2 separate regions of the Homo sapiens genome follow, and region 2 is linked to region 1. A link is an interaction called in ENCODE POLR2A ChIA-PET data of the cell type or tissue named here. Cell type or tissue: OCI-LY7. All regions are shown on one strand. Links, peaks and the distances in the headings refer to the core of each region. The heading gives the core; the rest is flanking DNA. Region 1 has its middle 120 kb from the start of LINC00877. Region 2 overlaps LINC00877 (long intergenic non-protein coding RNA 877).

Evidence for each region. Peaks named below come from ENCODE experiments on the same cell type or tissue, not always from the same donor. Only the 100,000 strongest peaks of a DNase experiment are listed, where the experiment ranks them.
Region 2: POLR2A ChIA-PET joins it to region 1 with 22 read pairs; 4 of 35 experiments call an interaction of 5 or more read pairs at or near these places.

Annotation. Positions count from the first base shown.
Region 1 is chr3:71,972,288-71,988,023 of GRCh38, forward strand. No RefSeq gene overlaps it. Among named protein-coding and RNA genes, the nearest start is that of LINC00877, 120 kb to the right of the region's middle. RefSeq lists a silencer at 1,796-1,978 and enhancers at 6,491-7,165, 9,796-10,995, 10,035-10,124, 10,365-10,714. In OCI-LY7, for the core only: no CTCF peak of the experiment used is centred there; a DNase peak (open chromatin) is centred at 4,204; H3K4me3 peaks cover 512 bases; H3K27ac peaks cover 355 bases.
Region 2 is chr3:72,037,017-72,052,752 of GRCh38, forward strand. The region is part of intron 6 of LINC00877 (long intergenic non-protein coding RNA 877); the gene reads right to left. Among named protein-coding and RNA genes, the nearest start is that of LINC00877, 56 kb to the right of the region's middle. RefSeq lists an enhancer at 10,536-11,036. In OCI-LY7, for the core only: a CTCF peak has its summit at 3,208; a DNase peak (open chromatin) is centred at 6,315.

The DNA of each region.
Region 1 (15,736 bases), core at 3,422-11,421:
CCATCTGCCTGCTCGCTCTCCTGCCTGATCCTGCTTCCCTCACTCTGCTGCAGGTTACCCTGAAGCGCCACCTCCATAGACCACCTGCTCAAAAGTCCCCATCTTAGGCTCTGCCTCCAGGACACTAACTTAAGCCAGGCAATGCCACATGGCCAGGTGGTATGAGTTGTCATGAATGATTGCTGGGATGTTACAGTGATCTCACAGCATTGCCCCCAGCGATGTGATGGTTCTTGGTCATTTAAATACTTAGGTGGGTATCAACTCTGTTGAAGTGTTGAGTAGCAATTGTACTAATAGATACACTGAAGCTAAAAATAGGCTTCTCCTGATGATTGCGCTCTTTTGGAGTTAAACTACCTAACTCTGGAAGTGGTATTAACCCAGAGCAAGTCAGGCAAAAGTTCTCCGGCTGCATTGCAGAACATTTTGCATTTTGCAGTGTGTCTCCACATACATTCTCTTTGTGAGTCCTGCAGTGGTTCAGGGAGGTGTGCAAGGAGTAGTCACCTCATTTGACAGTTGACGAAAGGGGTTCAGAAAGCTTACAAGAATTGACCAAATAAACAATAGAGCTTGAACAAGAAGAGGCATGGTGTTTTGATGCCCCTTCTGGGCTCCCTGCATCTACTCTATCCTCCTCCAATCCACTCCCCATAAAGCAGCCACAGCAATACCTCAAAAACGCAAACCAGACTGTGTCCCTCTTCTTGTGACCTCATGATGGTGTCTTGTTGCACTTGGAATAAAACACAAATTGCTCCTCACAATTGAGGAGGCCCAGCCTCACGTTAGGCAGCTTTCCCCAGGGGCTGGCCCATGAGGCTCTAGCCACGCTGACCTTAAGAGGACAGCAAACAAACACACAGCAAAAGACACACATCAAACTCTTCAGGGTCTCCTGATGTCACCTCTGCCCCAAAACACTCTTCTCTGGCTCTTCAAATTGCTGCCTTCCCCATAGCTTAAATACTGTCTCCTGGTTTTAAAATACACCCGTAAATCTTTGACCCTGCTCTCTTCAAAAGGTGGAGCCTAATTGTCCTCCCCTTGCATGTGTTCTGAACTCAATGACCCACTTGTAATGAATAGAATACTGGAGAAGTGACAATAGGCGACTTCCAAGACTAGGCTATGAAAGGCATTGCCGTCTTCTCCTCATTCTCTTTCTGGGCCATTCACTCCGGGAGCAGCCAGCTGTCACTGTCGTGTCATGAGGACAGTCAAGCAGCCCTAATGAGGGCCAACGTGGTGAGGGACTGGGCCTCTTGCCAACAGCCGAGGAGGAACTGAGGCCTTTAAGAGCCACTGGAGTGAGTGTCATGATGTGATGGGTTTGCAGTGTGTCAGCTTAACTAGGCTGAACTACAGAATCCCCTTATTTGTATGTTTCCAGTTAGGGTTGGCCATGAGGGAGAGTCTCAGTGACTTGGAGTAGGGGGTAGTGGTACTGGGGGCAACAGCAATTTTGTATTGCAAATACATTGTTACTCACCTGCTGACTCACCTTGTTGATGTGATGCAGGAGCTGGGCCAGGTGTGTGTGTTCAGATCTGGAACAAATGCCCAACCTCTGTAGGATGCCCTCACCACAAAGAACATGAGTTTCAGTCTATCCTTGTGGAGCTCTAGCTTGTGCTGGTGGGGTTTCCATTTGCTTGTGGCCTTTCCTTCCTGATTGCTTGCTCTGTGGATTTCAAGGTCTAGCATCAGATGTAGGGAGAGCTTTATACCTGGAAAGAGACTTATAACCATCCCCCCAACTCTGTGATCTATATCGTTGCTACTGGTTCTGCTTGTCTGAGAGAACCCTGTTTGATATAATGAATCACCTTGGAAACAGATCCACTAGCCCCAGTCGAGCCTTTGGATGACTGCAGCTCCAGCCAGGCAACATCTTGACTACAATCTAGTGGGAAACCCCAAGCTGGGACTACGCAGATGAGCCTCTCAAAAATCCCTGACCCACAGAAACTGGGAGATAGTAAAGGTCTATTATTTTAAGCACTACATTTTTGGGGTAGTTTGTTATCCAACAATAGATAAGCTAATGCACCCACTCCTAGACGCCCTGTGGGACCATGCTCCTATGTCCCTTGCTTTATTTTCTATTATAGCACACTGCTGATTCTTTTCAGAACACTTATCACAACCTACAATCAGTTAGTAGATTTATATGCTTATTTGTTTCATATCTGGCCTTCCCACAAAAATGTCAACCCCCTGAGGGTAAACGTCTTCTCTGTCTTGTCCTCCTATAGGTCCAGCACCTGACTAGTCTAACTCCACTTCTCAGTAGCCATGAGGCCTTGGGAAACTTGCTTTCTGTGACTCAGTTTCTTCAGCCTTTGGGATGATGACAACAGTCCCTACCTCATCGGATTGTTGTGAGTGTAACATAAATTAACACTTATAAAGTGCTTCAAATATTACTTGCCCATGGTAAATATCCAGGACATATAAGTTGCTAGTATTTTTAATATTACAGTAGAAACTCAATAAACACCTACCGAGAGACTAAATGAAGGAATTAATTGATCTCTTTGTCCTATAATCTTAAGTATCCAAGACACAACTGAGAAAATCCCAGAGGCACCTAGACAGCTAAAACGGATGTCCCACAGGCTAGCAGCAAAGCCCATCTAATTAACTTATAGGCAAGCTCTTGGGCCATTACTCAGAACTTAATTACTTAATAGTCTTAGCAGATATTTATTAGTCACCTAACACATGGAAAGCATTGTGCTGGGTGCTGGGGGAAGGGGACAGAGAGACACGAAGGTGAATTGAGCTCATTACCTTTCCTCAAAAGAGCATGCTCTCTAGAGGGAAGATACAAGAGCCACCAATCACACAATTACAAAAGTGTGAGCAAGGTGGGTGGAGGTGGGATAGAGCGATGTTGACTATCAAGGTGGCCGGGCTCAATTAGTCACAATTATAACGTGCATAACAAGCTTAATTGTCTGGTTTCCTAGTCCATAATGGATTAGAAACAGCATATTAGAAGAGAAAAAAGAAGGAGTTATTGCTAGCAGCAGGTATGATGACAATGGCAAAAAGTGACAACCAACACGAATAAAGAATCAAAATTGTTAACTACATGGAAAGCAGAAATTAGATAACTGAAGCACAGTAGTTTAAAGTCATTTAGCGTGGAAGCACCTGCTACATAAAACTCAAGAGGCAGTACAGCATTGTAGTTAAGATATGGCTCTGAAGCCAGACTGCCTGGGTTTAAATACCAGCACCATCACTTACTGTCACTTCAATGAGCAACTTAACCTCTCTGTTCCTCAGTTTTCTCATCTATACAGTGAGGAAGGATGATAGTAGCATCTACTTCATAAAGTTGTAAGAATTAAATGAGTTAACACTGTTAAGTACTTAAGAGTTCCTGGCACATAGCAATTCTGAGAGCCTGTATTTGTCAGGACTGGCTGGGTTTGCTGCAGTAACAAACAGTCCCCGACATCTCAGTGACTTAACATAATGAAGGTTTATTTTTCACCTATACACATGTTCATCATTGAGAGGCAGGAGGTTCTACTCTGAATTATCACTGTCTTCCCTCTAGGACCCATACTCATGGAGCAGCCATTGTTACAACGTCTCCAGCTGTGGCCAGGAAAAAAGAGCACCTTTGTGGATTGTTCATTGACAATTCATTGTTCATTGCAGAAGGGGCGTGCTCTCTGGCTCACAGCTCATTGCCCATTGCTGGACACATTGCTCCTACCCTTCCGTGTGTCCAGAATGGGGATGATCAGAATGTTTGCCTAGCAGCACAAATCACGACCAGAGGGCCTCTGTGTACCAAGATATCACACAGTCATGGTTACGCCACAGAGTTTAAAAACTGTAGTGGCCCAAAGAGCTAAGGCTACTCCTTTGGGAAAGTGAAATGAAGCTCCCTGGGATTCTGTGTTTCTTAGTATGAACACTATTGGCATTGGTGGGTTGAGTGAGGGAGGGATGTGAGGTGAGAACAATTCATTTGTGGGGCTGTTGCATACAGTGGAGGACATTAAGTGCCCCTGGCTCCTATGTACTAAATGTCAGTAGTGGCCCTCCTCCAAGTCACTGTGACAATCAACAATGCCCTCATCTATTTCCTAATACTCCCTTGAGATAGAACTTCCCTCATCCTTGCCTAAGAACCACTCACAAATGTTTAATTTTGCAGTGTTGGTCTGAGCCAGAGCTGGTGCCCAAACACCGCTTCCTGCCTCACAGATGACTGATTAGGACTCTGAATTGTGACTATTATGGTTTGTTAATCAAGAATCAGAGGCTGGGCTAGGTGCGGTGGCTCACGCCTGTAATCCCAGCACTTTGGGAGGCCAAGGAGGTTGGATCACTTGAGGTCAGGAGTTCAAGACCAGCCTGGCCAACATGTTTAAACCCTGTCTCTACTAAAAATACAAAAATTAGCTGGGTGTGGTGGTGGGCTCCTGTAATTCCAGCTACTCGGGAGGCTGAGGCAGGAGAATCACTTGAACCCAGGAGGCGGAGGTTGCAGTGAGCCAAGATTTTGCCAGTGTACTCCAGCCTGGGTGACAGAGACTCCATCTTAAAAAAAAAAAAAAAAAGAATCAGAGACCAGGTGCAGTGGCTTATGCCTGTAATCCCAGCACTTTGGGAGGCTTAGGTTTGACTCCCAGCTCTAGCACCTGCTACCAGCTGTGTGACCTAGGGACATAACAACCTTTCTGAGCTCCTGTTCCTATACCTGGAATATGGAAGTTGATGGAATCTAACTCATAGAGTTCTTAAAAAGGGGAAAATGAGGGCTGGGTGTGGTGGCTCTTGCCTGTAATCTAGCACTTTGGGAGGCTGTGGCGGAAGGATCGCTTGAGCCCAGGTGTTTGAGACCAGCCTGGGCAACATGGCAAAACCCTGTGTCTGCAAAATATACAAAAATTAGCTGGCATGGTGGCACACACAGGTACTTGGGAGGCTGAGTTGGGAGGAACACTTGAGCCTGAGAGGTCAAGGCTGCAATGAGCTGTGATTGTGCCACTGCACTCCAGCCAGGGTGACAGTGCAGTCCCCAAGAGTACTGTTGGACCAGCGAGTGTGTGATGATTTTCCTGCTTCTTAGAAGCCTTGGTCACTTTTTGTTCTTGGATTCCATGAGACACCCCTCTGTCTGCTCCATAAACCCCATTTTACCTATGCTAGTCTGAGTAGGTTTTTTGTCACTCATAACCAAATTATTTCTGACTTGGGCACATACCTCCTAGCAACATTTCTTTCAAATATAATTAAAAATTTTAAATGTGTTGCTTACAAGGATAAGCTCCATTTAGCCGAAAAATTTACTTTTGTGGAACCTTTCCTTTTACACTCAGTCAATCAATGAACTATTGATGTGTGGCTATGCAGAAATCAGCTACCATGGACAGAGGAGAGTGATGTGTATTCTGATAAGGAACATTCTGGAGATAGCCTCAGGAGGGTTTCAAGAGGGGGCAGGGCTGAGGGTCAGCTGTGGGATTAATCTGTCCTTGTCCCATACCCAAATAAGCACGTGAAACAAACCCCAGGTAGGGTAAGCATCTCCCTATGATGTGACAGGATGACCGACCTGCTTAACAACTTTTTGTTCCGTTAATGGATAGCAGTTCTTTCAAGCTCCAGAGAAAAACTGACATGATTCATAAAACAGAAAAATAAGATGATATTAAACCTAATACAAGCATTCAAACCAAATTTACAAGACATTTTTAAAGTCAAAGATTTCGTTAAAGCATTATGATAATCTAGTATAAGGATGAGGTCTCCTTCAAAGGTTTATTTTATGCCTGTGAATGATCAGCAATTATCCAAACATCTCTCTTCTATCCCTGGGGCATCTCAGCTCACTCAATTTGGATTTCACAGGAAGGAGACGGAGTCACTGCATGCTCTGTGGCTAATCCTTACAGCACTTTCTATATGTGTGTGCTGCTCGGGAGGCAAAGGTGACGAAAATTGAAACTTGAAAGAGCTCATTGTGATTCTTTGTGCCAAGAAGTTGCATTCAATTCAGTGAGCACCATTTCAGGTAAAAGAAAACACTTAAAAGAGATTGGTAATAATGATAACAAGAACAACACATAAAATAGAGTGTGTGTTTATTCAGAGTCAGGCACCGAAGCTAGCATATTCTGTGACTTGTTTCAAAATGTTTGTGCTTGTAAAATTCCGATGTATGCTCATTTGCATTGTACAGATGAATGAACCCAGGGCACAGAGATTGCCGTCCTTGCCCTGGATCCTGTGGCTGGTAGGGGACTGGACCAGGGTGTCCTGTATGCTGTTATGTTGTTCTGTGTCTATTAAGTGTAATGGGTTAGACAACAGGCTGTGAAGCTGGTCTACCAGGGTTGAGATTCAGGCTCCAGCAGTTACTCACTGAGTGATCTTGCGTTAGATAACTTCAACTCTTGGTGCCTGGGTTTCCTTTTCTGAAAATGGTACTAAATCAGCTAATAGGATAAAGAGCCTAGAAAAGTGTCTGGTTGCAAAGTAAATGCTTGGAAAAAAAAAGGCTTTAATTATTACTCAGAGTCCAGTATTTCCTATGGAAATAAGTCTCAAACTAGTGTATCAGGCACCTCTCCTGCATATTGGACTCACCACTGTGTGGTCTGATCACTGTTAAAGATAAACTATTCCGACACTCATGAAAGGCGAGAAGGAACACCTTATTCAGGTGACTGCTACGATGGGGTTTTGCAGTAGGGGAGAGAGATTGGGTTCAACCCTGTCTACCTAAAGAAAGAAACGGAGGTAAAATTAATACAGTTGAGTTTATCTGGGACAAGTTTGAGGACTACAGTCTGGAAAATGCTGGGAAATGCTCTGGAGAATAAAGGAGAGGCTAGTGTTTTTAAAGAAAAAAGGGCGAATTCAAAGAGGGAGAGATTACAAAGGTTGTTCCTCAGGAATTCTCACTGGTTTGCAGAAATAACATTGATGAGTAATTGACACTATATTGTTGAACTGTAGGGTGTGGGTCATGGTGTCCAGTGTGAGGCATTGTTAGGTTAATTTATAGCTTCTTGGTGAGGACACTCAGTCTAGAGTCCAGGTAGCAGGCAGATTACTTAGCTCAAGGAGGGCAGGTGATCTGAGCCTTCTGTCACATTTCAATGCCTCTCTGGGCCGGGTTTTTTAATGGACTGGCATTCCTCAGATAAAAAGTTCCTTTTCTTTCTCAGCTCTGAAAATGCAACAAGGAAGGGTGGGGATTTATAGCCAGCGAGAAGTTGGTGGGTGGAAAATCTCTGAGGGTAAGGTAATTCTTCATTAAACTGACATAATGGGATTCTTGCTGAAGGCAGGCCAGAGTGATCAGACATCATCTGATATGGTGCCAGATGAGGAGGGTGATTGGATATGGAGAGTGAGGAATTCTGGCCAAATTGACTTTGTAGGTGTATTAGTCAGTGTTCTCTAGAGGGACAGAACTAATGGAATATATATATATATATATATATATATATATATATATATATATATGCCCCCTTTGTATATATAAAATATATGTATGTGTGTGTGTGTGTGTGTGTGTGTGTATATATATATATATATATATATATATATATATATATATATATATATAAAGGGAAGTTTATTCAGTATTAACTCACACAATCACAAGGTCCCAAAACAGGTCATCTGCAGGCTGAGGAGCAAGGAGAGCCAGTCCAAGTTCCAAAACTGAAGAACTTGGAGTCTGATGTTCAAGGGCAGGAAGCATCCAGCACAGGAGAAAGATGTAGGCTGGAAGGCTAGGCCAGTCTCTCTTTTCTTTTCTTTTGTTTTTTTTTTTTTTGAGATGGAGTCTCGCTCTTTTGCCCAGGCTGGAGTGCAGTGGCACGATCTCAGCTCACTGCAAGCTCTGCCTCCCGGGTTCACACCATTCTCCTGCCTCAGCCTCCTGAGTAACTGGGACTACAGGCGTCTGCCACCGCGCCTGGCAAATTTTTTGTATTTCTAGTAGAGACGGGGTTTCACCATGGTCTGGATCTCCTGACCTCGTGATCCACCCCACTTGGCCTCCCAAAGTGTTGGGATTACAGGCGTGAGCCACCGCGCCCGGCCGGCCAGTCTCTCCTTTCATATTTTCCTGCCTGCTTTTTATTCTAGTTGAGCTGGCAGCTGATTAGATTGTGCCCACCCAGATTTAGGGTAGGTCTGCCTTTCCCAGCCCATTGACTCAAATGTTAATCTCCTTTGGCAACACCCTTACAGACACATTCAGGATTAATACTTTGTATCCTTCAATCCAATCAAGTTGACACTCAGTATTAACCATCCCAAGTCCACCACTTGTCAACTTGAACCCACACACCTATCCTGAGATCATACATAATCTTCAAATAAAGACAATAATAAGGTCATAATTACGCCTAACATAATACAAGCGGAAACTCACCAATCCCCAACCCAAATAGTTAAATGCTGATGTGAAGTCAATAAATCTTGTCACATGATAAAGGAGAAAAGAAATAAAATGAAGATATTTTCTTAGTACAAGTGTACACATGCACAAACATGTTTTTAACAAAAGAAGGAGGAAATACGCATGACAATTACAGTCCTTGTTTCTGCAGCTGGTCACGTGGTCGTAGCTGGTATTGATGACTACCTTCTTTTACTACCCATTCTGTATTCCCTTTTCCTTCAGCAAGCACCCCAGAAGATCGTGGTTTTTTTCCTGACGGAGTGACCCAAACCTTCATTCCTGAAAGGTCTGGGTTATTTGTAGTCCTGCCTGGATTGGGCTGTTGTAGCTTCCCATTGACCTTAGTCACAGGGCATGGTGATACTAAGAGATGCCCTAATGGATCTCCTGTATTCCATGCATACTCTTCCTTACCTCCGTTGTGGAGTAGTAGACTGATTTCATCTTGATAGTCTGGGTCGATCACCCCAGCCAACATTGTAACTCCCTTCTTAGCCTGTTGACTTAAAGGTAGGAGGAGCCCAAAGTGTCCAGGTGGCACTCTTAACTTCCAGTTTAATGGGATTGTTGTTGTGTCGCCTTGTGGTAGCATTCCTCCCTTTGGAACTAAGACCTCTAGGCCAATAGAACATAATGTCGTGGAAACAGGAAGCAAAAATTTTTCTAGTGGATCACTAGGGGTGATGGTGAGTGGTGCCACTTCCACTTCCACCCCTTGATTCCTGGACCAGTGAATCCTGGCTATGGGAGAAACAGTGCCATATATTGGACGTTGATTCAGAGCATACATGGCCTTCTGGAGAACTTTGCTTCAGCCCTGCAACGTATTGTCACCTAGTTGGTGTTGTAATTGTAACTCCAAAAAGCCATTCCACCAGTCTGTCAATCCAGCTACTTCAGGATGATGGGGAACATGGTAAGACCAATGAATTCCATGAGCATGATCCCACTGCTGCACTTCTTCCCTGTAAAGTGAGTGCCTTGGTCAGAGGCAATGCTGTGTGGAATTACCATGATGGTGGATAAGGCATTCCACGAGTCCACAGATGGTAGTCTTGGCAGAAGCATTGCATGCAGGATAGGCAAACCCATAACAGAGTAAGTGTCTATTCCAGTGAGGACAAACCTCTGCACTTTACGTGATTTGAAGAGGTCCAATATAATCAATCTGCCACCAGGTAGCTGGCTGATCACCCCGAGGAATGGTGCCATATCGAGGGCTCAGTGTTGGTCTCTACTGCTGGCAAATTGGGCACTCAGCAGTGGCTGTAGCCAGGTCAGCCTTGATGAGTGGAAGTCCATGTTGCTGAGCCCATCCCTACCACCATGGCCACTTTGTTCATGGGCCCATTGAGTGATAACAGGGGTGGCTGGGAAAAGAGGCTGAGTGGTGTCCACAGAACGGGTCATACTATCCACTTGATTATTAAAATCCTTCTCTGCTGAGGTCATCTGTTGGTGAGCACTCACACGAGATACAAATGTCTTCACAGTTTTTGACCACTCAGAGAGGTCCATACCTCTTCCCCAGATTTCTTTGTCACAAATTTTCCAATCATGCTTCTTCCAAGTCCCTGACCATCCAGCCAAACCATTGGCTATACAGCCCATGAAATCAGTATATAATCACACATCAGACCATTTCTCCTTCCATGCAAAGTGCACAACCAGGTGCACTGCTCGAAGTTCTGCCCACTCGGAAGATTTCCCTTCACTGCCGTCCTTCAGGGATGTCCTAGAAAGGGGCTGTAGTGCTACAGCTGTCCACTTTCGGGTGGTGCCTGCATATTATGCAGAACCATCTGTGAACCAGGCCCTAGTCTTCTCTTCCTCTGTCAGCTGATCAGAGGGAACTCCCCACGAGGCCATCAGGGCAGGCTGGGGGTGAGAAGGCAGGGTGGCAGGAGTGGAGACCATGGGCATTTGAGCCACTTCCTAATGTAACTTACTTGTGCCTTCAGGACCTGCTCAAGCCTGATCACGTATATGCCACTTTCATCTGATGATGGAATGCTGCTGTGCGTGACTCACTTTATGGCTAGATGTGTCAGAAAGCACCCAGTTCGTGATAGGCAGTTCAGGTTGCATGGTGACTTGATGACTCATAGTCAAATGTTCAGTTTCTACCAAAGCCCAGTAATAGGCCAAGAGCTGTCTCTCAAAAGGAGAGTAGTTATCTGCAGAAGATGACAGGGCTTAGATCCAAAATCCTAGAAGCCTCCATTGCAATTCACCTATGGAGGCCTGCCAAAGGCTACAAACGGCATCCCTACCTGCCACTGACACCTCAAGCACCATTGGATCTGCTGGGTCATATGGCCCAAATGGCAGAGCAGCTTGCACAGCTGCCTGGACCTATTGCAGAACCTTCTCCTGTTCTGGACCTCACTCAAAACTGGTAGCCTTTTGGGTCACTCAATAAATGGGCCGGAGAAACACAGTAGGATTCTCGATAAAATTGGGCTCTTGGCCAGCCATGGCACTTTGTAATTCCTGTATTACCGGCACCTTTGGAGGCTGAGGTGGGTAGATCACTTGAGGTCCATAGTTTGAAACCAGCCTGGCCAACACAGCGAAACCCCGTCTCTACTAAAAAAATACAAAAAATTAGCTGGGCATGGTGGCGCATTGCCTGTAATCAGCTACTGAGGAGGTTGAGGCAGGAGAATCGCTTAAACCCAGGAGGCAGAGGTTGCAGTGAGCCAAGTTCACACCACTGCACTCCAGCCTGGGTGACAGAGAAAGACCCTGTCTCAAAAAAGAGAAAGAGCTCTTGAGGACATGCCCAAAGATGGGGCCTTGTTGACGAAGAGCTCAAAGGAGCCTGGCTAGAGTTTGGTCAAGGAGAGAGTTTTTGACACCACCTGCTTGAGCACGACCCAACAGCTCTTGCCCCATGCCTGACTTTGCCTCCTATGCTGAGGACTCTCTTCTTCTCTCCTGCCCTAAGGCATCTCTGTTGCTGCTGAGACACCAGGTGGCCTAGACCCCAACATGTGTGACCTGGAAGTGAGCAGGGTGGTTAACACTTTGATCAGTGAGGGACAGAAGCTGGTCAAATGATAAATTGGGAGAACTTATTGGAAAGGATAAACTCTGATACTGTCCTCCCAATGAGCGCACACTGTCCTAAGATGTGTGTACAACCTGTCGGAGGACAGTGACAAATTGGAGCAATCGATCGCTTTCCATGCCAACTTGGCATGCACCTTCTTATATTTGCTGTCATTCATTCCTGACCTCATTCCTGTTTCCCCTCACTCTATCATCCCTGGGACTGCACTTCCCAATAAAATATTAGTGTATAATCATTTGCCTCCAGCTCTGTTTTCTAGAGAATCTAGGCTGAGACAACTAGCACTGTGATGCCCAGAGGAGACTGGGATTCAAAGAATATTATGTTTGAAGACCTTTATGCTCAGTAGAATCCTTACGTGATGCAAGATTAAGTTAGGATTAATATCCGGATCATGCTTGAGGCTAGCTCTGTTTTAAGAAGGCTTTCACAGGGAGCCCCTCTCTTGCTCTTGACATTTAGAAGTATGGGAAGGTACAGTCCTTTTCCTGAGCTGTCTGACTTTTAGCTGCCAGACACACCTGTAGCAGCCGCCAGATGATGCAGGCTCTTCCTCCTTAGTAACCATCTGTCTACAATGATGGGCAGCCTCAAGGGAGGGTCTCCTCTACCATCTCCCTCTCGTTTCTTCTCCTTGGTCTCTCAACCCCTCTGAATAGCTGAATACCTCCCCTCTTTATATCTTAGCTTTCTGTGGACCAAAACCCAGAAAGGCAAGGGGCTGTGCACCCAGGCGCATAGTTACAATCTGACACCCAATAGATACTTTACGTTCCAGGATGTATCAAAAGCAGGTGGCAGTGGGCGCGGTGGCTCACGCCTGTAATCTCAGCACTTTGGGAGGCCGAGGTGGGTGGATCACTTGTCAGGAGTTCAAGACCAGCCTGGCCAACATGGTGAAACCCCATCTCTACTAAAAATACAAAAATTAGCTGGGCCTGGTGGTGGGTGCCTATAATCCCAGCTACTTGGGAGGCTGAGACAAGAACTGCTTGAACCCGGGATGCAGAGGTTACGGTGAGCCGAGATGGTGCTACTGCACTCCAGCCTAAGCAACAGAGCAAGGTTCTGTCTCAAAAAAAAAAAAAAAAAAATACATGTGGCAAATAAGCACATGAGAACAGTTTTGACATCATTAGTTATTAGGGAGACTCAAGTTAAAACCACAATGAGCTACCAAAAAAAAAAAAAAAAAAAAAGAAAGAACAAAAGCATGTGCAAATCTGTCAAAATCATGATATGAAAATGTGTACACAACATAATGCAGTGTGCCAGCATTCACTGAGATTTCAAAGTCAATTCAAGCAATAGCTATCAGCGCTGGTCCTGTGCTAATCTTAAAATGGCACAAGGCAGTTACGGTCACAGGTGCTTCCCACACACCAGGCATGTACCGAACGTTTCATGTAAGTGTTTCATTTTGAATCAAAACCTTGTGAGGTAGACTATTATTATCTCTAATTTACAAAGGAGGCAAATGAGCTTCAGAGAGAAAAGGAACTTGCCAGAATCTCACAACTGGCTGAACCAAAATTCGGATCCAGGACTTTCTAACTGCAAAGCCCACAATCATAAGCCTTGTGCTTCCCCCATATCCTGTTGGCCCTGACTTCCTTACACGCCTACGAAGTCCTCTGTGATCTCTGCCTGAGGGTTTTCTCCTCTGCACACATGTTGGGCTGCAAGTGCTCAGGAGTTGATACTCCCAAGAGCAGCCCCAGCTGATGATGAATGAGCATTGGAGGGTAAGCATCAGCTTCCTTGCCCCTTGCGGGCCTTAACCCTGGTAGGTTCTGCACAGTCTTCTGAAGGTTCCCAGTTGTCTGCAGTGAAAACCCACTCAGCAACACACAAAATTGGCTTCCTTCTCTTCCCTGTCTCATTTCCCAACTCCCCTAGTGGGATCACTTTCCAAATCAACAGTGTGTACTGAAACTCCTGTCTCAGAGTCTGCTGCTCGGGGGCGGGTGGGGTGGAAGATAGACTCGGTGGGAGGTAGGGTTCCTTATTCTGGAAGAACTTACATATTCTTATGGAGAAAACACACACACACACACACACACACACACACACACACACACACACACGCATGCACAGAGAAGTAGAGAAATAACAAAGACTGTCTCCTGAAGGTAGAACTGCGTGGTATCATGTATCAAAGATAGAATGGGCCTGATGGTACAAAGTGAAGGCAGCTGCACCTGATGACCCCTCACTTTTTTTTTTTTTTTTTTTTTTTGAGACAGGGTTTCACTCTGTCACCCAGGCTGGAGTGCAGTGGTGCTATCTCAGCTTACTGCAACATCTGCCTCCCTGGTTCAAGTAATTCTCCTGCCTCAGCCTCCCACGTAGCTGAGTTTACAGGTGTGCACCACCACACCTGGCTAGTTTTTGTATTTTTAGTAGAGACAGGGTTTTACCATGTTGTCCAGACTGATCTCAAACTCTCGACCTAAGGTGATCCTCCCACCTCAGCCTCCCAAAGTGCTGGAATTACAGGTGTGAGCCACCATGCCTAGTCGACCCCTGATGTTTTGACTGAAAGACCTCAGATTCTCTCCCTTGTGCCACCACCCAGGAGGGTACAAACAGAACAAAATCTGGGCCTTAGGCCTTTCCTCTGATTCCTTAGGGGAATCATATCTGCCCAGCACACTGGGCTGGCTTTGCACAACAGTAAAGTTTATTGCCACGTGAGAGGTGCTAATGTTTTACCACTGAGAATATCTCAGAAGTTAGAACCTCAGGTCCTTCAGTTGTCTTAGCTATGGATGAAAAACCTTCCATCACCCAGCTGCTTGGGTCTTAAGATAGGAAGTGACAGCTACGGTCTTAAGGTAGGAAGCAGTATGTTTTGAGAGCGATCTGTCATTTCTCCACATTTGGCCCACTAGAGTCTTTCTTACTTGAGCACTAAAACATGCTTCTGACCTCTGATCAAAACGGTGTTGATGATACAGAGTCATGTGCCTGACTCAGGCCATGCAAATCACCCCACCGCCAACTCCTAATTCCCTCAAGGATTATCAAAAGAACATAAATAAAGGGTCGACTGCCTCCATTATCCAGCATTCAACTCCTTTTTCGATGTGGGCATGAAAGCAGAGAGCTGTGTAGTTGGTTGAATGATGGCCCCCTAAAAATATGTCCACCTAGTACCTGTGAATGTGACCTTATTTGGAGAAAGGGTCTTGGCAGGTGCAATTAAGCAAGGCTCTCAAGATGAGATCATCTTGGATCATCTGGATAAGTCTTCAGTGGAATGCACGTGTTCATATAAGAGACAGAAGATAAGAAGACAGAGGAGGAAAAGTCCACATGAAGGCAGAGGCCGAGATTGGAGTGATGTGGCCACAAACTAAGCAATGCCAGGCTCCACCAGAAGCTGGAAGCAGCAGGGAACAGAATCCCTGCTACAGCCTCCAGAGGGAGTGCAGTCCTGCTGACACCTTGACTTTAAATTTCTAGCTTCCAGACAGTGACAGAGTACATTTCTGTTTTCCTAACCGAGCCAGTTTTTGTGGTATCTGTTACAGCAGCCACGGGAAACTAATACAAGTTGCTAACAATTTTTGGCCCTAACAACGTTTTCAGGGCTTTAACCCTTAATCTTCATAATGATGCTTTAAATGTTTTAATTAAATTAATTTTTTTCTTCTTATAACGAAGCTTTTTGGGTTCTTTTAGAAACTGGGTCTCGCTCCGTTGCCCAGGCTAGGGTGCAGTGGCGTGACTGTAGCTCACTGTAACCTCAACCTTCTGGCCTCAAGCAGTCCTCCCACTTCTGCCTCTCAAAGTGCAGGGATTACAGGAGTGAGCTACTGCACCCAGCCCATAATGATAATTTAAGGTAAGGATTGTTTTTGCTTCATTTCATAGGCAAGGAAACTGAAAAGCAGAGAGTTAAAGTGACTTATCCAGGTACATTAAGCAAGAAAATGGCCAAGCTTGACTTCAAATCCAGGCTATCTGATCCCAGAGCTAGTACCTTTAATGACTGTGGCCTCCTGCTTCTCCAAGCGGAATTACAAGCAGAATCCACCCCCTCCTGCCTCATGTGTGTAGTAATTGTTGGAACGCGGTTCCTTGCCTCTCACAACAGTTCCCTGTGCTCCCCTGGCAGGCAGGATATATACACATCTGACTGGGCTGAGCTAATTGGACTCTAAATCTGCAGGGAGTGAGGCAAAGCCGCAGGGTGG
Region 2 (15,736 bases), core at 3,058-11,057, 64 kb after region 1:
GGCTGGAAGCTAGAAAACTGGCTTCATGCCCACATTGGACACTCAGAATTTCAGTGATGTCTTCCAGAAATCTTTGCTGAAGCTACAGTCTAACAGATTGTGGTTTACAAGAGATGCCAGGAGCCTCTGGGAGAATGGACTGTAAACAATTTGGTCACATTGTGGTGGGGGAAGGGTTGAGACAAGGAGTGGAATCTGTGGGGCTGAAGTGCCCTTTGGTTCAGCTTCCAACTTTCAAGTACATTGGAAATTGTGGAATTTTTTCTTTTCTAAAAAGCTTTTAAATTTTGAGATACTTAGTTTCACCTCAAATTGTAAGAAGCAATACAGAGAGATCCATGTTTCCCCAATTTCCCCCAGTGGTAACACAAGATGGCAAAATTTGTGTTAATTGGTAACACAGTTGGTTGAATGATAACATTTCAATCAATCATAGCAAGTTGACATTGATCACTTCATTGTATCTTTACAGAATTCTGGTTGAAGGGATTGATTCTCTTTCCCTCCCTCCCTCCCTCCCTCCTTCCTTCCTTCCTTCCTTCCTTTTCTGTTTCTGTGTTTTTGCTTCTTTCATTTGGCTTGAGTTTGATTCCTCCTTCTGGATAGGTCTTATCTCCCTAATTGGATGTTGGTCTTTGTCAAGTGGCCCTGTGTCTTCTGTGCTTTGCATGGTGCCAGGCGTTGAGTTCAGGGATGGCAAGCCCTGATGCCTTTATTCATACATTGAATACTTGCTTAATGCACACCTACTTTGTGCATAGCGTGAGGGAGACAGTGGTGAATCAAAGAGACACAGCCCTGTCTTCATGGAGCTTATAGTCAGCAAGGGGAAAAAGACTAGAGAAAGAAACAAGTGAGCAACTAAATAAACAAGAGGGCTACAGATTGTAATAAAGGCTGTGATGGAAATGACATGGAGATGCGTTAGGGAGGGAGGTGCACTGTGCTACTTCAGGTGGTCTGGAAGGCTGCTCTGATGGCTGACTTCTCATATAAGATATGTGTAGCTGGAGACTTGATGTTTCACCACCTCCCTTTCAATGCTTGTGACAGCCATCTTTAGTCAATCAATGCGGTAGTACCCCATATGCACTAGAAATATGTTCCCAGACCCCCAGTGGATGCCTGGAACTGTGGAATGTATGGAAGCCTGTATACAGTTTGCACTACTTTCCTTTCCCTTCTTCACAATTTTATGGATAGAAAATCCATTCTTACCATAGATCTTAGCAACCTCAGCATAGGATTTTTTTTTTCTTTCCACAAATTGAGAACTTTCACCATTTCACTTAAAGGAAGCACTTTATGGCTTCTCTTTGGCAATCTGAATCACCAGCATCACTACTCCTGCCCTTTGGGGCCATTATTGAGTAAAGTAAGGGCTCCTTGAACATAAGCACTGTGATGCCATGACAGTTGGCCTGATAACTGAGATGCTCCTAAATGACTAGTGGGCGAGTAGTGTATACAGTGTGGATACTCTGGACAAAGGGAGGATTCAGGTCCCAGGTGGGACAGGGTGGGGAGGAGCAGCATGATATTTCATCACATTACTCAGAACGGCGTACAATTGAAAACTCATGAATTGTTTATTTCTGGAATTTTCCATTGAATATTTTCAGACTAGTTGACTGCAGGTAAGTGAAACAGAGGATAAGCAGGGGACTGCTGTATATACTTTTAGCAGCCACTCGTAAGGAAGTAGATGTGACACATAAGATGAAACTTCTTTGCCTCCTTGACAGAATCATTCCTCAAGGAACATTGGGCAATAATGAACAAATCATTAGGCTGGGTGCGGTGGCTCTGGCCTGTAATCCCAGCACTTTGGGAGGCTGAGGCGGGCAGATCACTTGAGGTCAGGAGTTCGAGGCCAGCCTTGCCAACATGCAAAATCCTGTCTCTACTAAAAATACAAAATAATTAGCCTGGCATTGTGACACATGACTATAATCCCAGCTACTCAGGAGGCTGAGGCAGGAGAATCACTTGAACCCAGGAGGTGGAGGTTGCAGTGAGCCGAGATTGCCCCACTGCACTCCAGCCTGGATGACAGAACAAGACTCCTTCTCAAAACAAACACCACAAATCATCCTCTTGTAAGAAATGTCACAGGCTGGGCGATATGGCAAAAGCCCATCTCTACAAACAAAAACAAAAATTAGCGGGGCATGGTGGCACACGCCTGTAGTCCCAGCTACTCCAGAGGCTGAAGTGGGAGGATCACTAGAGCCCAGGAAGATGAAGCTGCAGTGAGCTGAGATCCACTCCAGCCTGGGCAACAGTGCAAGACCTAGTCTCAAAAAAAAAAAAAAAATGGGTGGGGGGGCGCAGATGTTATGGAACTCATCAGATCAATAAAGAAATAAATCCAAGGAAAGCCTTGAACTTGCCTAAAATTTCATAGCTAGGAAGGGCAGAATAAGGATCAGAATGTAGCTGAACAGACACTAGCATAACCCAGGCATTCTGAAACTTGGGTTGCAAAAACATTACATGGCTTCATATGGTAAAAGCAGATTCCTGCCCTTGCCCCAGAGAGTCAACTGTGGTAGGTCTTGTGGGGGACTCAGGAGGCTGCATTTGCAACAGGCATCCCAGGGGCTTCTGATGTGGGTGATCCACAGACCAGACTCTCATAATCATTAGTCTATGGGCCACCAATTTTGCCTCGTTTCCATAACTAACCAAAGGCTCCTTCTCACGGCTGCATCTAATTTACCCACTTATTCCTGTCCGGAGGTCCAGGGCCCCCAGGTGTCCTGTGCCACTGGAAACTCTAAGTAGGGAGGTGAAATGCTGACCTAGCCCTGTGCGATTTACCTCCTGCTGCCTTCTCCAGCCTCACTGTGCTCCCCATTCTACTTGCTGCAACTCCCCAGCACCGTGCTCCCCATTCTACTTGCTGCAACCTCCCTGGCTGCTTTTCAGTCTCTGGGATACAATGACCTCAACAAGCACCTGCTGTTCCCTGCATCCAGGACATCCTTTTTTCTGTCTCTTTACCCTCTGAGCTCCTACCCACTCTTCAGATCCTAGAGCTTGTCCCTTACGGGGGGAAGACTTTCCTTTTCTTCCTGGCAGGAGCTCCACTAGGCCATAGAATTAATTTTGTTCAATTTAAGGAATGGCACCCCTTTCTTAAGACATTTGGGATGCCACATTCCAGAAAACTGTCATAATAAATATTCAAATTTATAATGTCTATGATGTGACTGGCTCCCCCTAGAGTTGTGCAGTGTACAGCCTGCCCAACCATATGGGAGAGTCCTGTCTTGGTCAGTTTCCATCTCATTGCATCTCTTTGCATTAAGAACTTCCCCCTTGTGGGGGGCACTACTCTCAGTTGCAACCTTAAATTGCAGTATTGATTATTGTCTCTTTACCCTCCCATGGTGTATATAGAGACTCTGTCTGGCTTTATCTATGTTTGGATCCCCAGGACCTAGAGTAGTGCTTTGTTCATACAAATCATTTAGTCAATGCTTGAAAAGCTTTTGCTTCTACACTGCTCTCAAAGTCTCCCTCAAAGAGCTCTTTCTCTGTGTGTCTTTCCTGACCTCCCTATGCTCCCTGGACCCAGGATGTTCCAATTGTAACACATATCACAAAGTATGGCCATTGCCTGTTTTCTTTCCCCTATTTTATTTTAACCCACCCATCCCCTAACACACCAGTAAACTCTAAGCTCCTTTAGAGGAGGGGGCATGCCAATTTGTTCATCTTTTGTCTTCCTCTGACTAGCCTGGTACCTGGCAGTTGCTGAACTGGGTGCTGAATGCCTGGGAGGCGAGAATGCTGCCAGTCTACCCTGAGACTGAGAGGTGTAGGGGGTGATGGCTCTGCTTAGAGGCACCTTGTAGGGTGCCCCTCACTATAAGGACAGCTCCCAGCTCACCCCATAGGGCAGAGACCCCTGTTGTGCCAGCGATTTCTATAATACAAGCCACTTCTCATTCCAACCTCATTGCCTGATATGAGAATGAATTTAGGGTATTGTCTTTCAAAGGATGTCTTTATTCAGTCCCTGCCAGTTTCCTATTCAGTTCCTGCCAATTTCCTACAATACATGGCACCTAACAAGCTTCAAGACCCAGAAGCCAGAGGCAAACAGGTGCCCCAGAATGGGTGGAACTTGCAATCCTGGGTAGCCTGTGAACCCACTTTCCCAGCCTTCACAGTCAGATCCCTGCAGAATAATAAGACCCACAAATCTTTTGTCTGGAAAATTATCTTCCTGTAACACTGGAAGCTGTTACCATGGAAATAAAATAACCTATTAGCCCAAATCTACCAAAACACGGGAGAGGCCCGGCTGCATTTCCGAGGCCCTTCATTAATAAGGAGAAAAGCAGATTAACCTTTAAGAGAATTGACAAGAATGGCCATGACTTGCCGGATTATGATTTTCATGTTGAGTTTATCTGGGCTAATATCTCAGCTTGGAGCAGCCATGCTGAGTGGAAAAGAAAGAAAGACAAGACTCAGTTTGGAAATTCAAATGCCTGCCAGGTTTGGCTGGGCTTAGGTGTGTTTTTGTCTTTTGGTCTTGGCCATCCTGGACTCCTTCCCTCCTATGGATTCCTGGGGATGCCTCCTAACTAGACTAGTACACTGAAGGGAGAGCAATTTTCCTGTCTCCTATTGAGCAGCTGCTGAGAGAGGCACGGAACTGCAGAGGGCTCCTACAGCACAGCCAAGATGCCAAACAGAAGCCGGAGACAGATGGAGCTGAACTCAGCCTGTCCTGGTCTGCCTCCTCCTCCCGAAGTGTCCTCAGTGCCAAATCCAAGACATGCAGGCTGCTGGGAGAGGCAGCAAGGACTTGCCTCTCCCTGTGGCTGGGCACAGAGGTTGCTGGCCCCAAGCAGGGATGCTCCATGATCTCAGCAGTGCCCAGCAGCCCCAGGTACACAGCAACCCAATACCAGGTGGCTAGTAGAGACCTGGTCCTGCACAGTTCACTGCTCCCACACCTGGTCAGCAAGAGCTGTCAGCATCTTAACTACTGGCAGGTGGGATGTGCCAGTGTCTTGACAAGTATCAAGAGAGACTCCATCCCAGGGAAACTGACAATGGCCATCCAAAGCTTGGACAGTGCTTGACCACAGGGCACAGATTACTGGGATTTTTTTCTTCCTTCTCTTTTGATACCTTTTCTTTTTGAAGAAAGGTAGGAGAGTGGCTCTGTGAGCATCAGTTATCATTATTAAAGGCTCTGCTGCCTTGGGGACAGTGTTATGTCTTCCTCAGGTGTCTTTCATTGCCTCTGGTTACCGACACTGGGAAATGGAAGGCACCTGTTCATGTGAGCAGTGGCCTTGTGGTCTGAGACATGAGGTGAGGAAAAAAAAAAGAAGTCACCTATTCATCCTCCCATTCATGTTTAACAGGGTTGTGGTAGGGGCTGAGTGGGACTCTGTTTTCCTTGAATAAGCCCCAGTGGTCAGCCTGGGCTAACTGCCATCATGAATGAGTCCTGGATCTCAGCAGCTTCATGCAAGAGCGGGCTTACTTCTCGCTCCCGTCTCAGTCCAATCAGGGGGTAGGGCAGCTTTCAGAGGTCTAGATTCTTTCCATCTGTGACTCACTGTTCCCAGGGCTTTGGAATGCCTCACTGGATCCTAGCATCTTGCTGAGAGTTGGGAGAGGAGAATGTGGACAACCTAGAGGGGAGGTTCCAGGGGGCAGGCCACCTGCTCTTCTCCCATTGGCTAGGCACATGTCTCTCTCCCAGGGATAGGGGGATGAGAAATGTGGTTGAGCCCAGGCAGAAGAGGAGACTTCAGCAAGAGTCTCTTAACACAAATGGCAGATGCAGAGCTGAGAATAGCAGATACCCACTACCCTGAAGTCACAGTAGAGATTCTGAGTATCAGAGTGAAGGCGGTACTAGCTATTGTGCCACGTAGCATTGCCCAAGGTATGCGTGCAATTCAGATCCTTCAATGTGCTTCACATAAATGAATTTCCTTGAGCAGATATGTTTGGAAAACAATGAAAAAGACATGTTTCCTCCTGGGCATTCACATTGTGTGGTAGCATATGAAGGCTCTGACAAGTCCTGCATTAAAGAAAATCTATCATTATTTAAAACATTTCCCACAAGTACTTGACCAGGGACGTGTCATTATTTTTCTGCTTGAAAATCTAGTAACAGTTCTTAGAATCAATGTTCTAAGGGACATAGTTTAAAAAACAGACCTAGTACAATCCTACCTTTTAGAAAATATGTGTATTTTTGGCACACAAGTGCATGAGGCTCAGAATGAGGATTTGACTTACCCAAGATCAAACAGCTTGCCTCAGGAGGAAGTTGCAGGCCTGCGTTAGGTCCCAAGTAGACTGCTCATTTCCCCAAACCTCTCAAATTAGGTCATGACCCCCAGGAACATGAAACTGGCCAGTATATAAGCTACAGATAAGGTACAGCATGAATACAGCACATCTTCTGAGGCGGGGGCGGGGGGTGCTATTTATCCATTCATTTGGCAAATAAATGAATAAACTGTGCCTCAGTTTTCTTACCTATAAAATGGGGATCATGGAAAGATCATGCATTTAAAAGGACTTAGCCCAGAGCTGGGGACTGTGTCTAAAAATAGACAAGCCTGGCCTCTCTCTTCATAGAAACTGCAGACCATAAAGGAGACAGATAGTTAACTAAAAAAATCATGAATTGTGCAAGTACTAAGCTGAAATTGCTCAAGAGACTGATAGTGACAAGTCAGTAGTGGCTGCTGTGGATGGGATGGTCCCAGAGAAGGTTCTCTGAGGGTGTGATGTTTCCACCAACACCTGAATAATAAGGGGGACTTACTATAGCAAAGCAAAAGAAGAGCCCAGTACAGGCATTGCACATAATAGATGCTCAGTAACTATTAGTTAAATGAATGAATGAACAAATGAATGAGTTGTGGATTGGGGTATAATGTGATATTTTGAGGTTTTCAGATAAAACACCTTGAAGTAATATCATCTTTACAACCTCAAAACACTGAAAGTGTATGTTTTCTCTTCCCACTGCTCTCTGCTGATAGGGTTAATTCAGTAGGAAAGTTCAAGATGTCTGAGAGTAGGTGATCTCAACCTTGGCATGACTGGCATTTGCCTGGGTAGTATGTCTCAGGGATTGTAGGATGTGGCGCAGCATCCTGGCCTCTACCCGTTAGGTGCCAGTAGCCTTCTCCTTGCCCCCTAGTTATGACAACTAAAAACATCACGAGTGGGGGACAAAATTACCCGTAGGTGAGAACCACTGTCCCAGTGTGATTGGACCTATTCATCTTAAACATGGGAAATGTGGACCATAAAATCGCCAAACCTCCTCTCTTTCCTCCTCATATCTGTGGCCTCCCAGAATTTGTGGCCCAATACCACAGGAATGGCCCAAGTCCACATGTCATCATTCAGCACAGCAGCAGCTTTCCTGGCAGAGCGGTCCCAATGAGCCATATGTGTGCTTCTGTCTCCTCTTTCCCATGCCCCAGAAAAGTCCAAGTTAATTTCCAGCCATCCCATTATGACTTCTCCAGAAAGAAAGGAAGTTTCCTGGGTTTGCATTCCAGCAGAATTGCAACCTAAGCTCTTTGTACTTTTTGACATCCTGTTTCTGATTTCCGTGCTGGGCTTAAAGTAGGGAATAAACACTTTTTTGAAAGCTCTGTGCATTCCAGAGAAAATCACCCAGCAGGCTCTAAAGAAGAGAGAGGATGCAGGGACATGCTGGTGGAACGTTCCGTGCTTGCCACTGGGTGTAGAAAGAGAAAGAGCCCCAGGGTGAGCTACATGCAGGGAGTTGGGGGAAGAGAATGTGGACAAACTAGAGGGGAGGGTCCAGGGGGCAGACCACCTGCTCTCTTCCCATTGGCTAGGCACATGCAGAGACATGTGCCTAGCCAATGGGAAGAGAACATTATTATATATAACAGTAATATATAATTACATATAATAATTTATATTATATAATAATTATTATATAATATAGCTATATATAGTTATATATTATATAACTATATATTATAGTTATATATAATATAACTATATATTATAGTTATATATAATATAACCAAATATAATAGTTATATATAATATAACCAAATATAATAGTTATATATAATATAACCAAATATAATAGTTATATATAATATAACCAAATATAATAGTTATATATAATATAACTAAATATAATAGTTATATATAATATAACTAAATATAATAGTTATATATAATATAACTAAATATAATAGTTATATATAATATAACTAAATATAATAGTTATATATAATATAACTAAATATAATAGTTATATATAATATAACTAAATATAATAGTTATATATAATATATAACTATATATAATAGTTATATATAATATAACTATAATATATAGTTATATATAATATAACTATAATATATAGTTATATATAATATAACTATAATATATAGTTATATATAATATAACTATAATATATAGTTATATATAATATAACTATAATATAATATAACTATAATATATAGTTATATATAACTATAATATAATATAACTATAATATATAGTTATATTTAATATAACTATATAGTTATATTATAATATAACTATAATATAGTTATATATAATATAACTATAATATAGTTATATATAATATAACTATAATATATAGTTATATTATATATAACTATAATATATAGTTACATATAATATATATTATTATTATATATAAGCTATATTATATAATAATTATATATAACAACATAACTTATTTTATATTTAAATATAAATATAATATATATTTTAAAATATAAATATAATATATATTTTTAAATATATATATGTTTTTAAAAGTAGGATTGTACTAGGTGTGTTTTTTAAACTGTGTCTCTTAGAACATCGACTCTAAGAAATGTTAGTAGATTATCAACCAGAAAAACGATAGCACATCCCTAGTCAAGTATAGGGGAATGAGAAATGTAGTCTAGCCAAGGTAGGACAGAAGCCTTCAGCAAGAGCCTCTTAACATAAATGCCGGCTACAAAGGTGAGATTAGCAGATGCCCACTACCCTGAAGTCACAGTAGAGATTCTGAGTATCAGAGTGAAGGTGGTCCTAGCTATTGTGCCATCCAGCATTACCCAAGAGAGTGTGGACAACTAGAGAGGATGCGGTTGCCAAAGCAGGAGAGAACATGTTCACAAGATACGGCTCTTCACTTGCTGGGGGTCTCTGGCAAGTCACTTAAACAGAGACTCAGTTTCCTCATTTGTAAAAGGTGAAAGATGCTACTGTTACTCGTGGGTACTGTTTACGTACTGTGCTAAGCACTATGTTTTAATAATTCTTGCCCTATAGGGCTCAATGAGTTATGGTGAGGGTTATATTATATAATAATGGAGATGTAAGGGCTTTGTAAACCGTAAAGCGGTTTAAAAATCCAAGGTCTATTTAGGATCATTACCTACCTCAGATAGTAATATCTACAACAACAACAGCAACAACAAAACAAAAACAAAAACACACACACACACAAACACAAAACACACCCAGGAAACAAATTAACAGAGTGGTTAAGAGCTCAAGGTTCAGAGGCAACTAATCTGAAAGTCCAATTCCAGATGGGCTACACTGACTGTGTGACTTCAGGCCTATAATTCAACCTTCCTGTGCTTCAGTTTTCTCACTGTGAAGTAGAGCAAAGTAGGATTTTGAAGAGAATTTAGGTCAGGCGTGGTGGCTTATGCCTGTAATTCCAGGGCACTGGGGGGCCAAGGTGGGAGGATCGCTTGAGGCCAGGAGTTTGAAACCAGCCTGGGCACTTTAGTGAGACCATGTCTTTACAAAATAAAAATAATAATAAATACGTAATTAGCTGGGGGTGGTGGGACATGCCTGTAGTCCTAGCTACTCCAGAGCCTGAGGTGGGAGGATCTCTTGAGCCCAGGAAGTCGAGGCTACAGTGAGACATGATTGTGCCACTGCACTCCAGCCTGGGCAACAGAGAGAGACCATATCTCTTAAATGAATGAATGAATAAACAAACAAATACATAGAATTTAATGTGATCATGCATTTAAAGCACTCAGCACAGTCTGCCACTTAGTGAGCCTCCACCAATATTTGTGCTTGAAGGCTTGGGTACCAAGGGCCTTCCCCAGCTGGATCTTTAACTAGAAAAGCAGAAAAAGAGTGAATTGAGTGAATTTAACTAGAAAAGCAGAAAAAGAGTGAATTGAGAGTGAATCGAGTTGCAGAAATGGGGGTGCTGAACCTGAACCTGTGGAATGAAGGGAAAAAAGCCCCTACTCATGGCGTTGATTCTGGCTCAGAAGGAAAGGAATAGTAAGACGGGGTCCTTGCGTCTGCTGTGCCAAGTGCGATTGAGTGGGAGAATCCTGCCAGCAACTCTTCTCAAAGCCCACGTCTGTCTCTGCTGCCAGGATGTGCTAATCGCCTGCCTTTTTCCATTTCTCCATGTGTGCCCAGTCTGGAAGAGGCTTAGCCTTGTCCTTGGAGTTCTTCTTGTGTTCTAGGTCAGTCTCCGCCACTGCACATACACACACACACCAGCAATGACCCAAGGAAGGCGGGATACCTCAACCCCAGCCAGCCCCTGCTTCCTGGAAGTGTTGACCACTCATGTCTCTGGAAGGCGCCCTCAAGCTTATGATGACGCAAGAGCAGAGATGTGTTAGTCGTAGCAAACACCTGGCCCTCTGAATCAGGGCTCCTCCAGGTTGGTGTTTTTGGGTGAGTCTTTCTGAATCTTCTTTTTCTGGCGTTATTGACACGACCGTTTGCCAGGTTTCCGATCCTTTCTGGGTTTTTTGTTGTTGTTGTTTTGTTTTTTTGAGATGGAGTCTCGCTCTGTCTCCTAGGCTAGAGTGTAGTAGCACGATCTCGGCTCACTGCAACCTCTGCCTCCCGGGTTCAAGCGATTCTCCTGCCTCAGCCTCCTGAGTAGCTGGGATTACAGGCATGTGCCACCACATCTGGCTAATTTCTGTATTTTCAGTAGAGATGGCGTTTCACCATGTTGGCCAGGCTGGTCTTGAACTCCTGACTTCAAGTGATCCACCCTCCTTGGACTCCCAAAGTGCTGGGATTACAGGCATGAGCCACCATGCCCAGCCTGATCCTTGCTGTTAATCTGAATTTCCCTGGCAGCCCTCTCTGGCTTGGAACCCCTCTGACTGCTCCTAGGTTCAGTCTCCCCACAATCAGACCCCGAGGTGAAGATTTGAGTGCAAGTGGTTTATTTGGGAAGAAGGGCAAATGGGGGAGTGAGGATGTTGAGATGGGGAAGGGAAACAGGCCAGGAGGGGCACTGTCAGGCAAGTTCTTATGGTCAGTTGAGCTCATTCTGAAGAGCTCTGGGACATAGTGTGGAAGGTGCCTTCAAGTTATCCTACCTGGGGGCATGGACGGGGTGTTGGGCCACCCATCTGTATTTTTTGGGGGCTCAGAGGCCAAGGAAAATGCCCAGAAGCAGAGAGACCCAGCAGTGTGCAGTACCTGCTTTCGTGGGTGCAGCTGAGAGCTGAGAGCTTATGGCAGGGCCCCAATACTGCCTGCCCCTCTTCCCAACAACATTTCTCAAATCTCAGGACCCTAGACACAAGCCCAGCCTCTGCTGTGTGAGGGAAGCAGGATGTCAGGGGACCGTGACTCCACCACAGCTTCCCAGAGGGGGAACCAGGTTGCAACTGTTGAAATATTGATGGAACTCTAAAAAATATGTGGAATCCGCTAAGGAAATTGCAAAACATCGGTCACAGTTCTGTTTATTTGGTGCCTCTCTAACCATGGCAAATTTTTCATCAGGAGAGAAAATTAAAACTAAGTAAAACCGTAAGCACTCTCTCTTGGGAGAGGCCCAGAACTCATTTCTCTGCCTGTTCCCAGCCAGCCCCTCAATGCTAACATTGAAATTAAAAAAATAAAATATGCTTGTTTTTTTCAGTCTCAAAGATCTTCCTCCCTCTCTTGTTACACTGGCAGGCTGGTCTGGGAAAGGTGCTGGACGTCGCTTCATCCTGTTCTCCCTGGATGATCTCTGCCAGCTGGTATGAACTGATGCCCTCTGACTGGCTGGCGTGCAACTGGGTTCTCTCCCACCTTGCTGCCTGCATTACCCTGGACAGATGTGCAAGTCCTAGGTGCCCTGGTTTCTTCATCTTTAAGGTGCTGGTAATAATAGAATCTACCTCTTAGGGTTCTGATGAGGATTAAACGAGATGATATAAGCCCATGCCAAGCACGTGCATGCACAGAGTGAGTTCCCAGTAAATATTAGCTCTCATTATTATTAATATCCAGGGCCCCATCTTGAGGGTGGAGGGGTGGGCTATAACCCCCAACTCCTTTTTTAAAAAATAGTTTTAGTTCTGTGGGTCCCACTCAACATTTGTCACTGACTATCCCAATAGGTCCATTAAACATTTATGCAGATAAAACCCTGGTGGCCTGCCCGTGATCTCTGGACCTGCTGGAGTTGCAGGAGAGAACTCTACAGAAGCCTGGCAACATTTTCCCAGGTATCAAGAGAAGGGAGGTAATTCTCAGTCAAGTGCAACTACACCTCAGGGTCAGGTTTTATCCCCATGCTAATCCCAGCATTTGGGAGTCAGTGTTAAGAGGAGCATGGAGAAGGGAGAGATTAATTCCAGCCAAGGGGGTCACTACTTAAACCACATCTGCATTATTCTATTTCTCCTGGGATGTCACACTTTGCTGGGTATTGGCAAATAGATATATTTTTAAAATATACAGATCCATTTCTGGGCCATATAGGATGCTATGTGTAGGTGAACTGTGTGCTGAGAAGAGGGCTGGTAAGAGGTGAGGAAACCACTTAAATTCCTAAAGCATCTAATGCAAGGGGCTCAGGAAATACTAATGAAATTGAATTAATGAGAATATTAGACCATAAGGCTGTGCATATTGGATCAGGCCATTTGGTTGTGCATAATCATATTTTAGCAGCAGGTAACATCTCAAGCTCTCCGGAATTTTAAGCCCCAAATGGAGGTGGAAATGCCCTCCTTTTAGAAAGCTACTGTGAGTGAGAGGAGGATGCCTGAAATCTCAAACCACAGGACTCACAAAAATTGGCATTCGGGAAATCACCAAAGCTCTTCCTGCCCTCCCAGTGCCAGTCCACATCTGGTGTCCTGGATCAGGGACTTCAGGTTGCCCTGTCGATAGCAGCTGTCTCCTGGCACTGGGAATTTAGCAGCCTCCTGTTCATTCGTAATTTTATTTGCTTTGGCCAAGACATCAGAACAGAGGTGTTAGATGTGGTCCCTGTTTAAATGTACCTCACATGGGAGACTGATTAGGAAATCGGAGCAATTCGTGGTTATGAATATTCAAGGTGGAGGAAAAAACAAACAGGGTTTGTGGGGCATGTAACTGAAGACAAATAAATACTCAACCAGAGAATCAGGAATGGAGCCCAGGGATCATGATTGCCTTAGCCATAAGCTATCTGGAAGATCAGGGTGGAGGACTTGTCTGCCATGTAAAATGCTGTGTTCCCAGCACCTAGCACAATGCTGTCACCCAGTGGGTGCTACGTAAAGATTTATCAAATAAACAAAAGAATTGGCCCACAGGTTAGAAACCCCTGCCCTGCAGGTGTGTTTGTTTATCATAAATGAGGTTTTTAAAAAGTTTTTAAGTGCTGTGGTATGCAGAATTCTAAATCTGAACCCCCCACCCCCCAACCCACAAATTCCCATCCCCTGGATATTTAATGAGACATGAGTCTACACACTGCTGGGAAGGGACTTTGCTGATGGGATTAAAGTGGCAAGTCAGTCAACCTTAAATTACAAAAATTATTCAGGTAGGCCTGACCCAATTAGGTGAAACCTTTAAAAGTAGAGTTTTTCCTGTCTGATAGCGGAAGGAAAGTCAGAGAGATTCAAAGCACAAGAAAGCTTGCACGTGCCTTTGCTGCCTTTGAAGACTGGATCATGTGGGAGGATCTTTTCTGGCCAGCAGTAGATAGAGCATGGTGGTTAGGAACGTGGAATTGGAGCCACACTGCCTAGATTCAAATCCCAGCTCTGTCATTTTGCCAGCCGAAAGACCTCGGGTAAGTTATTTCATCTCCCTGTGCCTTGGTTTCCCCATCTGTGAAATGGGGAAAATTACAGTACTTCATCACCAGGTCATGGTGAGAAGCAAGTAAGGTAAAACAAGTAAAGTGCTTAGAACAGTGTCTAGCACACAGTACATGCTTTATAAAACCTGTTATTATTATTTTAAGACATTGCTTTCTTAGAATGTCCCCCAACACCTAGGATCTGGGAAGGCTGTGTCCATAAACCCACAGGGCAACAATCAGCCAAAGCTGCCCCTTTGACACCACCATTCCTGGTTTCTTCATATGCACCCCTCCTGGCTCATTGCATTTCCGGCCTAGCCCTTGTAGGCATTTGGGCTTGCAATCCTTGACCCTAGATTGTTGCCTAGGCAGGCAAGCCAAGACATCATTCATTAGCTGAGTGGGTATAGTCTTCTCCTAAGCCCTCCTCCGTTTTTCTTTGGAAGGATTTAGAGGGCTGGCTAGAGTTTGGCTTGAAAGGATTTGAGCAAAGACACTTGTGGGCCTTTGAACTGAAGATCCCGATGGACGAAGGAAAAGTGGCCCAGGAGGGCTCTTGAGCATCTAATCCATTTGGGGCTGTCATTGCCTCTGTGCTTTGTAAAATAAAGGATAACAAGAACCCTATGAAAGATGCCATCATCCCTCTGGTGGCTCCAAAGCCCAAGCCCACTAGACATTCTGAATTGTGAATGCTGGCTGCTCAAGGGCCCTCTCGCCTCTCTCTTCTGTGGTCCTCGATGATCCCCTGGTCCTGGATCCTTGCCAAGAAGGAAGAGAAAAATGCCTCTCCAAGCCTGAAGTCATCTCCCTATCTCAGGTCCAATTAGCCCAGAGCACTGGGGATGCTGTATGTGTGAGCAGCCAGGGCAGAGAGTGCTTTCCAGCCCACAGGCAGGTGGACCAGGAGGAGGCCAGCATTTGTTTTCAGTCTAAAGGAGAGCCCAGGGTGGGGACCACAGGCAGCTCCCATCCTGCCTCTCAAGGGTAATCTGGGAGGATGAGAAAATGCTCCATGGCTACAATACCTCAGTTTCCCTCCCTTCTTAGACTATGACCTCCCCAGGCTGTGAAGATGAACTGCTGAAAACAAACCAACCACCATCTGGTTTTCAGCCTCAATTTGGAGCAAAAGCAGAGGAGTAGACCAGTTGGCTGCACATCTCCCCAACACCCTCCCACCCTTTTCCCTTTTTCTCTCAGACTTGTTCCTAGAACTCAAGCTTGTGTGTAGTACAAGAATGTTTTGAAATATTTGATGATGTGCTTATTCTTCCTTGCTCTCCCCTTTTAGGATTCTCTCTCTCTCTCTGTCTTCCACAAAGTCTTGCTATTCAAAGTGAGACTGTGAGGCCAGGCGTGGTGGCTCAGGCCTGTAATCCTAGCACTTTGGGAGGCTGAGGCGGATGGATCACTTGAGTCTGGAGTTCGAGACCAGCCTGGCCAAAATGGCGAAACCCCATCTCTATTAAAAATACAAAAAATTACCTGGGCATGGTGGCACACATCTGTAATCCCAGCTACTTGGGAGGCTGAGGCAGGAGAATTCTTGAACCGGAGAAGTGGAGATTGCAGTGAGGTGAAATCATGCCACTGCACTCCAGCCTGGGTGACAGAGTAAGACTCTTG